Linked DNA regions of Homo sapiens: region 1 is linked to region 2. A link is an interaction called in ENCODE POLR2A ChIA-PET data of the cell type or tissue named here. Cell type or tissue: PC-9. All regions are shown on one strand. Links, peaks and the distances in the headings refer to the core of each region. The heading gives the core; the rest is flanking DNA. Region 1 overlaps TMCO4 (transmembrane and coiled-coil domains 4). Region 2 overlaps HTR6 (5-hydroxytryptamine receptor 6).

Region 1 (4,155 bases), core at 1-4,000, 85 kb before region 2:
GGTTGAGGCTGCAGTGAGCCAAGATCATACCACTGCACTCCATCCTGGGTGACAGTGAGACCCTGTCTCAAAAAGAAAAGAAAAGAAAAAGATACGGAGAAATAACTCATGGTAAGAGACTAGGAAGGAGTGGACTGGGTCAGGGAGGGCTTCTCCAAGAAGGTGACATTTGAGGAAGGAACTGAGTGTTCCAGGCATAGTCAAGCCTCTGATATTTGTGGCATGTGCCTGTAGTCCCAGCTACTTGGGAGGCCAAGGTGGGAGGATTGCTTGAGGCTAGGAGTTTGAGACCAGCCTGGGCAACATAGCAAGATCCCCATCTCTTAAAAAAGAAAAAAAAAAGACTATATGACATTTAAGAATAATTCACCACTGTAAGAGAAGACCCCACTGAGAGGAGGAGAGAGGCCTTAACCCATTAATCCACTCTCCCCTAGTCCCCTGGGGGAGCAGGACTTGGAGGGTACTAGAGAGGGAGAGGGAGTCTCAGTGGAGGTGGGAGGCAGAGAAAGGTCTTTTGTGCTGCTTGGGGCAGGTGGCCACAGCACAGAACCCTGGCAGGCAAGAGAGAACTTTGGTCAGCTCATGACTCAACACATCTTAACTATGCACCTACTAACTGCCAGGCATTGTCCCAAGCACTGGGAGAACAGCAAGGAACAAAGTAAATGTCGCTGCCCTTGTGGGACAGACATTCCAATGGGGAAAGCCAGACAATAAACCTATACAGGGAAATGGGGTAATGGAGATGGGGTGACTGGGGGCTGAGCTGTTCTGATTCAGGAGCCGCTGGCTTCTCTAAGGAAGTGATATTTAAGTGGAGACCTGACTGATGGGAAAGGGCAGCTGAGCAGAGATCTGGGGCAGGAACTTCCCAGATATCAAGAACAGCGAGTGCAAAGGCCCCGAGGCAGCCGTGAGCTTGGCTTCTTGAGCTGCTGGTGCCTGAAGCAGGGCCGGGTAGAAGGTGAGGTCGGAGAGGATGGCAGGAAGGGGCTGGATAATGTGCAGTCTTGCAGACCATGGAAAGAAATGTGGACTTTATTCTAAGTGCACTGGGGAGCTGTCAGAGAGCTCTAAGCCAGGGAGAGAACATGACCGGATTGATGATTTTAAAGAAGCTCAGTGGCTGCTGTTTGGCAAATGGAGTGCAGAGGCAAGAGTGAAAGATGAGAGCAGTGAGGCGGCTGGTGGTTGGAGAGCGAGGGCTGTGGCTGTGGCGGTGGCAGTGGAGAAGGAGTGAAGTGGTCAAACCCAGGATATGTTTTGCAGGTGCAGCTGTCAGCATCAGCTGTTGGGTTACATGTCGGGACAGGGAAACAAGAACTAAGAGCAATGCCCAGGCTTGTGGTCTGAGCCCCAGGGTGGATGGAGCACTTTTTTTTTTTTTTTTTTTTTTTTTTTTGAGACCGAGTCTCTCTCTGTTGCCCAGGCTGGAGTGCAGTGGCATGATCTTGGCTCACTACAACCTCTGCCTCCCAGGTTCAAGCAATTCTCCTGCCTTAGCCTCCCGAGTAGCTGGGATTACAAACGTGTGCCACCATACCTGGCTAATTTTTGTATTTTGTAGTAGAGAAGGGGTTTCACCATGTTGGCCATGCTGGTCTTGAACTCCTGACCTCAAGTGATTGGCCCACCTCGGCCTCCCAAAGTGCTGGAATTACAGGCACAGGCATGAGCCACCACGCCTGGCCTGTGGGGCACCTTTCATTGGGACAGGCTCTCAAGGAGCAAGTTGGCCCCTGGCAAGTTGGCAGTAGAGCCTGGGCCAGAGAATGCCAATATCCTGGGTAGCCCAGGACTCTGCCCCTCCCTACTGCCTTCTAGACGAGGAGATTTGCTCCTAGAGCTTCCAGAAGGAACATGCCTTAAACTACGAACCCTGGCTCCAAGACCAGCATCCCTGCCACCAAGTCCTTGAAATGACCTATACACAAGGCTAAGATACAAAAGCCCCGTGCCTGAGATTACCACAGGAATGTTAATCACACATGCACCCAGCAGCCTGCATGCTGGAAGGTGAATCACTGCAGCCTTGACCAGTGGAGTATGTATTAGCAACTAATTATCATTGCCACCAATTAATCATCATGGCCAAAGCTTGATTTCTACAACCCGATTATCACGTGGGCACAGTAGTCTTTGCTCCTATGGGGGAAGGAAGGAGCTCCTTTTTTCCATGGAAGTTTACTGAATCTAATAACCCCAAGCCACAGCATGTGGTGTCTGTCCCCAGCACGTAGACAGCTCCTCATCCTGGGAGACAGCAGGGCAGCCCCAAGAGACCCTGTTTCACTCTGGGGACCCTGGGTCAAGGAAGGAACTGATTTCTTTTGCAGAAGCCGAAACCTCAAACTTCAAGACTTCAGGGACTGTGTCATGGTAAATGGTCCCTCACATGGAAACATGAGGCCAGGGAAAGGAGGGTCCCCTATACCAGAACTCAGGAAACCCTATTTTTGGCAAGCTTCTCAGGTCATGCTAATAGGCAGCTGGACTGGGGAATTAGCGTTTTAGACAACTTGTGTCTTCACAGGGCCAGGGCACACAGGGAAGGTGAGTGCGGAGTAGCTGAATGCCAGGTCCTTGTGATTTTCTCTGTCAAAAACATTCAATTTGGAAGCATGTCATAGTACTTGAGTCACAAAGAATTTGACCTAAAATTCGGAAGAGTTTATTCATTGGTTCATTCACTGCATAAACATTTTTTGAGTTCTTATTGTCACACCCCAGGTAGGTACAGCAGTTGGAAAAACAGATGACTAAGCTTACAGTCTAGTAAGATATGATGAGTACAATCAAATGGGGAAGATACTGAGAGAGAGGTCTGTGTAAGCGATCACAGACCCCCAAAGGAAGGAGTGATGCAGAGAGGGTTCAGAGAGGAGGTGATGGTTGAGCCAGGTCAAGGGTTAAGTGATGGAATAATGGCCCCCAAAGATGTTCACATCCTAATCCCTGGCAACTGTGAATATGTTACCCTACATGGCAAAAGGGACTTTGCAGGTGTGATTACATTAAGAATCTTGGGATGGGGAAGCTATCCTGGGCTTTCCAGATAGGCCTAATGCAATCACAAGGTCTTCATAAAAGGGAGACATGAGGATCTAAGTCAGAGCAGGACATGTGACCATGGGAGCAGAGGCTGGAGTGACTGGAGGGAGGGGCCACAAGCCAAGGAAAGCAGGCTGGGAAAAGCAAGAAAACAGATTCTCTCCTTGCTAACACTGTGATTTTAGAATATCCGGCCTTCAGAACCGTAAGATGCTAAATTTGAATTGTCAGCCAGGTGCAGTGGCTCATGCCTCAGCCTCCCAAGTTGCTGGAAATTACAGGCGCCCCCCCCCGCCACCACGCCTGGCTAATTTTTGTATTTTTAGTAGAGATGGAGTTTCACCATGTTGGCCAGGCTGGTCTCGAACTCCTGGCTTCAAGTGATCTGCCCACCTCAGTGTCCCAAAGTGCTGGGATTACAGGCGCCCGACCTCCTTCACTTTTTTTTCCTGTGTGGTATTTGTTTTTTGTTTTGTTTCTTAGTTGGGACCCCATGACGTATTATCAAGTCACTCTTCTATGCATTAAAAATTTTGTTTCATTATATAAGCATTTATTTTCCCTTTTTTCTTTATTTATAATATGCAAACAGAACTGTGTCTTTTTTATTCCTTTTTTTCAATTACTGAGATGAGATCTTGCTATGTTGCCCAGGCTGATCTCGAGCTCCTGCGCTCAAGTGATCCTCCCCCATCAGCTTCCAAAGTAGCTGGGATTATAGGCACGCACCACCACTTAGCCATAAATTATCTTAGCCATAAATTCTTCTGGGTAAGAACTTATTTTTGAAAGTTATTACATACTTTTCTTAGGAATCACTTTTTATGGCCCCTTGGTTTTCGGCTGGATGGGTGTGGGTTATTCAACTAATTTCCTGATGTTGGAAATCTCCAGGTTGTTTCCAATTTCATATTATAAATACAGCATACTGCCTTTATTTACTAAATATCATCTGCATTTACGGTTGTTTTCTTAAGATTACAATTCCAGAAATGGAATTCCTGGGGCAAAGGGGATTATTTTTTTTTAAGTTGTTGATACTTATTGTCCAGTTGCCCTCCAGAAAGTTTATACCAGTGCATGCTTCCACCAGCAATGTCT
Region 2 (4,521 bases), core at 303-4,302:
CCAGGCATCGCTCTGACCCTTAGTGACCTGAGGAGGGCAGGGGAGAGGAGGTAGCCCTGATCTTATCACAGCTCTAGGGCATGGGGGAAACTGAGGCACTAGGGGGAATATCTCAGGTCAATCATTGGGGGAAGGAGCTCCAGAGAATGGGGTGAAGATGAACTGAGATTCCCTTTCTAGTCTCCCTGGGAACAACTCCAGGTTTTTCTTTCTCCTCTGCTTTCCAGAGAGTTGACTCAAGAACACAGGGAAGAGGAAAGAGAGAAGGAAACTGAGGCTCAGAAAGGGTAGAGGACACTCTACCCTTCCCAAGGTCACACTGTTCCAGTACAAGGCCTCCAACCAAAACCTGAGTGGCCCTGAACAAATCAGCATTATCATCCCCATTTCTCGAGCACTTACTACACATCAGCATTTGATAGTCATTAGGTCATTCAGTCTTTATGAGAGGTAGGCATTGTCATCCCCATTTTGCAGATGAGACAACTGAGGCTCGGAGAGGCAAAATGACTTGCCAGAAGTCACACAGCAGTTAAGAGTTGAGTTAGGGATTCCATCATTTCTGGCCTCAGGAACACCACTCTGCCCACTTCACCAAGCTGCTTCCACCTTTGGAGACGGCATCCATGGGCCCAGTCAGGTGGGGTTACAGAAACCCCACCACTGTCAGCAAGAGGCCCTCATGGAGCAGAAGCCAATGGCTGTCACTAGTCCACACCCCGGCATCTGGCTGATGCTGGCATCACCCTTCTGGATTCTCTCTCCCCCATAAGCACCTCGCAGCCCCTTGGGGCCATGTCCTGTCGTTTGCATCTCCCTTCTGTATCAGTGTCAGAGGGCAGCTTCCTGAAGGACAATCCAGGGCCCTTCCAGCCAACAATCACACATACAGCTTCCAGCCAACACCTACATTCATGTCTGCACGCTTCACATATCCAAGAATGTGTCCCACAGCACTACTTGTGATAGGAAAAAATTGGAAACAGCCTTAATGTCCATCAAAAGAAGAGTGGTTTAGGCTGGGCACAGTGGCTCACGCCTATAATCTCAGCCCTTTGGGAGGCCAAGGTGGGCAGATCACTTGAGGTCAGTAGTTCGAGACCAGCCTGGCCAACATGGCAAAACCCTGTCTCTGCTAAAAATAAAAAAATTAGCCAGGTGTGGTGGTGCATGCCTGTAGTCCCACTACTCAGGAGGCTGAGGCAGGAGAATCACTTGAACCCAGGAGGTGGAGGCTGCAGTGAGCCGAGATCACACCACCACACTCCAGCCTGGGTGACAGAGTGAGAGTTTGTCTCAAAAAAAAAAAAAAAAAAGAGAAGAGTGGCTTAAATAAACCACGGTGAATTCCCACTACAGAATACTACACAGATGTTTTAAAAGAATGAATCAATCAAATGAAAAGATCTCCATGATTATTAAATTATAATAGCAGGTTGCAAAGTAATAGATACAGCATGATCCTATTTGTTTAAAAAACAATATCCAACACAAAGCACCAAGTTTCTTTAAGTACCTGTATAAATACATAAGCACATAGAAAATGACCCGGAAGGGCTAGGTGCAGTGGCTCACACCTGTAATCCCAGCACTTTGGGAGGCCGAGGCAGGTGGATTGCTTGAGTCCAGGAGTTCAAGACCAGCCTGGGCAGCATGGTGAAACCCCATCTCTACAAAAAATACAAAAATTAGCCAGGCATGGTGATGTGCGTCTGTAGCCCCAGCTACTCCGGAGGTTGACGTGGGAGGATCACCTGAGTCAGAAGAGGTCAAGGCTGCAGTGAGCCGTGGTTGTACCACTGCACTCCAGCCTGGGTGACAGAGTGACACTCTGTCCTAACAGAAAAAAAAAAAAAAAAAAAGACCTAGAAGGACATATCCTAAATTGATGCATGTCCCTGGGAGTGAAAGGTGATTAGCTGGAATTTGGAGGTCTTTTCCTTCATCCCTATTGTTGAATTTTTAAAGTGTATTTATGTATTCCTTTGTGCAATTAATTTTATTTATTTATTTATTTATTTTTTGAGACGAAGTCTCGCTCTTGTTGCCCAGGCTGGAGTGCAATGGCGCGATCTCGGCTCACCACAACCTCTGCCTCCCGGGTTCAAGCGATTCTCCTGCCTCAGCCTCCCAAGTAGCTGGGACTACAGGTGTGCACCACCATGCCCATCTAATTTTGTACCTTAGTAGAGATGGGGTTTCTCCATGTTAGTCTCAAACTCCCGATCTCAGGTGATCCACCCACCTCGGCCTCCCAAAGTGCTGGGATTACAGGCGTGAGCCACCACGCCCAGCCCACAATTAAATTTTGTTACCATCATCTGATCATAGTGTGAGAGTTACAAGACAGACTCTGGAGCCAGACTGCCTGGTTTCAAATCCTGGCTCTGTTACAAACTAGTGGAGTGACCTTAAGCAAGTTACTTCATCTATGCTTCCACTTTCTGTTCTGTAAAATGGCACTAAAATAGCATCTACCTCATAGGATTATAATAAGGATAAAATAAAATAATACACTGAAAGTTAGAACAGTGCCAGCACATAGGAAGTCCCATAGAAGTGTTAGCTATTGTTGTCATTATTATTAGTCTCTGGCTCAGCTGTTTGATAATGATGGTGATGGTGCTGGTGACAGCAGTGATGTTTTTCCCTAGAAAGGGTCAAGGTGGTGAGCTCCCCAGAAACATATTTTACCAACAACAGGAAAAGAGAGGCACGAACAACTATTGTTGTTGTTTTAAAGATGGGGTCTTGCTCTGTTGCCTGGGCTCAAGCAATCCTCTCACCTCAGCCTCTTCGAATAGCTGTAACTAAAGGTATGTGCCACCAGGCCTGGCTAATTTTTTATATATATTTTTAGAGACAGGAGCTCGCTATGTTGCCCAGGCTGGTCTCGAACTCCTAGCTTCAAAGAATCCTCCTGCCTTGGCCTCCCAAAGTGTTGGGATTACAGTTGTGAGTCACTGCCTAGCTGAAATTTGTTGAGCACTTACTATGTGCCTGGTATTTTATGTATATTATCTAATTGACTCTTCAAACAGACTTGTGTGATAGATGTCATGACCCCTGGAGCATAAGGAGGTAAAATGCCTTGCCCAAGATCGTCCAGCTATGAGGCAAAAGAGGCAGGGCTTGAACCCTAACCAGCCAGACCCCCAAGCTCCTGCTCCAGCCCTGGCTGCACCAGGCTGCCTGGCTCTGAGCAGCAGCCAAGCCTGCCATGCTCGGCAGTGTCACTCTGCCAGCCTCTCCCTGGCTCGGCCCCCTCCTCCCCCTCACAGATATTTCTGTGATCACAGCCTCCTCCTCTGAGGAGGAGGAAAGACAGAGATGGAAGGGAAGATGGATCACTAAGACAGAATGACGCTTAGTTGGGTGAGAGAGGGTGAAAAAAGGAGGGGGAGGAGGAAAAGCGGGAGAAATTGATGGGACAGGAGAAGGGGGAGGGGAAGACGGGGCACACAGAAGGAAGACATGGGAACTGAAGGAGAGAAGGATGGATGGGAGTGGGGAGGAAGGTGAGGTGTAGAGATGGGATGAGGTTATGGACCACAGAGACCCAGAAATCCTGCCAGGAAGAGGAGGAGGCTGGGCCTCTCCTGCTGGGCTCTCCCTCAAGCCAGTGGCCCATGCTGCATCTCTGAAACTGCCCCTAACACCCTGGACCCTCCACAATCTCCCAAGGATGGCTCAGTGCCACCCACATCCAGGCCCCCACCTTCCACCCTGCTCCCAACACACACACTCCCCTGCCCTGGTAGCTCCTCACTCTGCCCCACGGCTCTTCCTCCATCCCCAGCCCACACTCCCAGCCACAGTGCTAAGCAGGACCCCTTCCTCCCAGCCCTGAGGTGGTGGGAAGACCTAGTGGAAATCACTAAGCCAACCAGTGGCCTTTTAAAAGCCCATTTCCATAAATAGACATATGGAGAGGGGATGAAATGCTCAAGGCTGACCAGCTCCCATGTTCTGACCCCAGAGGAACTGGGGCCTCGAGACCTATGCCCAGCTCCTTTCCCTCTGCAGGGAAGCTAGAGAGTGGAATGGGGCAGGAAGCCAAGGCTAAGTGGGGCTGGGCACAGGAAAAGGGAAGGGGTCCAAGACACCCACATCTGATTCATTCTCATCACTTCCTTTAGGTCCAAACATTGAGGGGGCCTCCACCTCCAGGCCAGCTCTGGTGGGAAGAAAGAGGCGGTGACCCAGGAGGGCCAATGCAATTTCTCAGATGCATTTTCCCAAAGTGCAGGCCGTTCACCAGGCAATCAGGAAAACGGCCTGCAGGAGGCTTACTTAAGGAGCCGAGTGGATTTGAAAGCAGGAACAGAGGCAGAATTTGCACACGTCACGTTCAAACCAAGAGAATGGGCTTTCCAGAAAGCGGGGGGATTAGAACAGACACATTTCTGGCTTGAGAGGCCCCTGAGTCACTCTGCCTTAGAAGTAAGGCGCTGGCCTAACCAACCCATGAAGACCCCTCCAGCCTTTCACTTTAGGGCTTGGTGTGAGTGCTTTGCTTTC

What was found. Peaks named below come from ENCODE experiments on the same cell type or tissue, not always from the same donor. Only the 100,000 strongest peaks of a DNase experiment are listed, where the experiment ranks them.
Region 1: POLR2A ChIA-PET joins it to region 2 with 5 read pairs; 3 of 35 experiments call an interaction of 5 or more read pairs at or near these places.

What each region holds. Positions count from the first base shown.
Region 1 is chr1:19,756,352-19,760,506 of GRCh38, reverse strand. All of the region lies in intron 6 of TMCO4 (transmembrane and coiled-coil domains 4), which reads left to right. Among named protein-coding and RNA genes, the nearest start is that of TMCO4, 41 kb to the left of the region's middle. In PC-9, for the core only: no CTCF peak of the experiment used is centred there; a DNase peak (open chromatin) is centred at 2,016.
Region 2 is chr1:19,671,202-19,675,722 of GRCh38, reverse strand. The region is part of intron 1 of HTR6 (5-hydroxytryptamine receptor 6); the gene reads right to left. Among named protein-coding and RNA genes, the nearest start is that of HTR6, 8.6 kb to the right of the region's middle. In PC-9, for the core only: no CTCF peak of the experiment used is centred there; no DNase peak of the experiment used is centred there.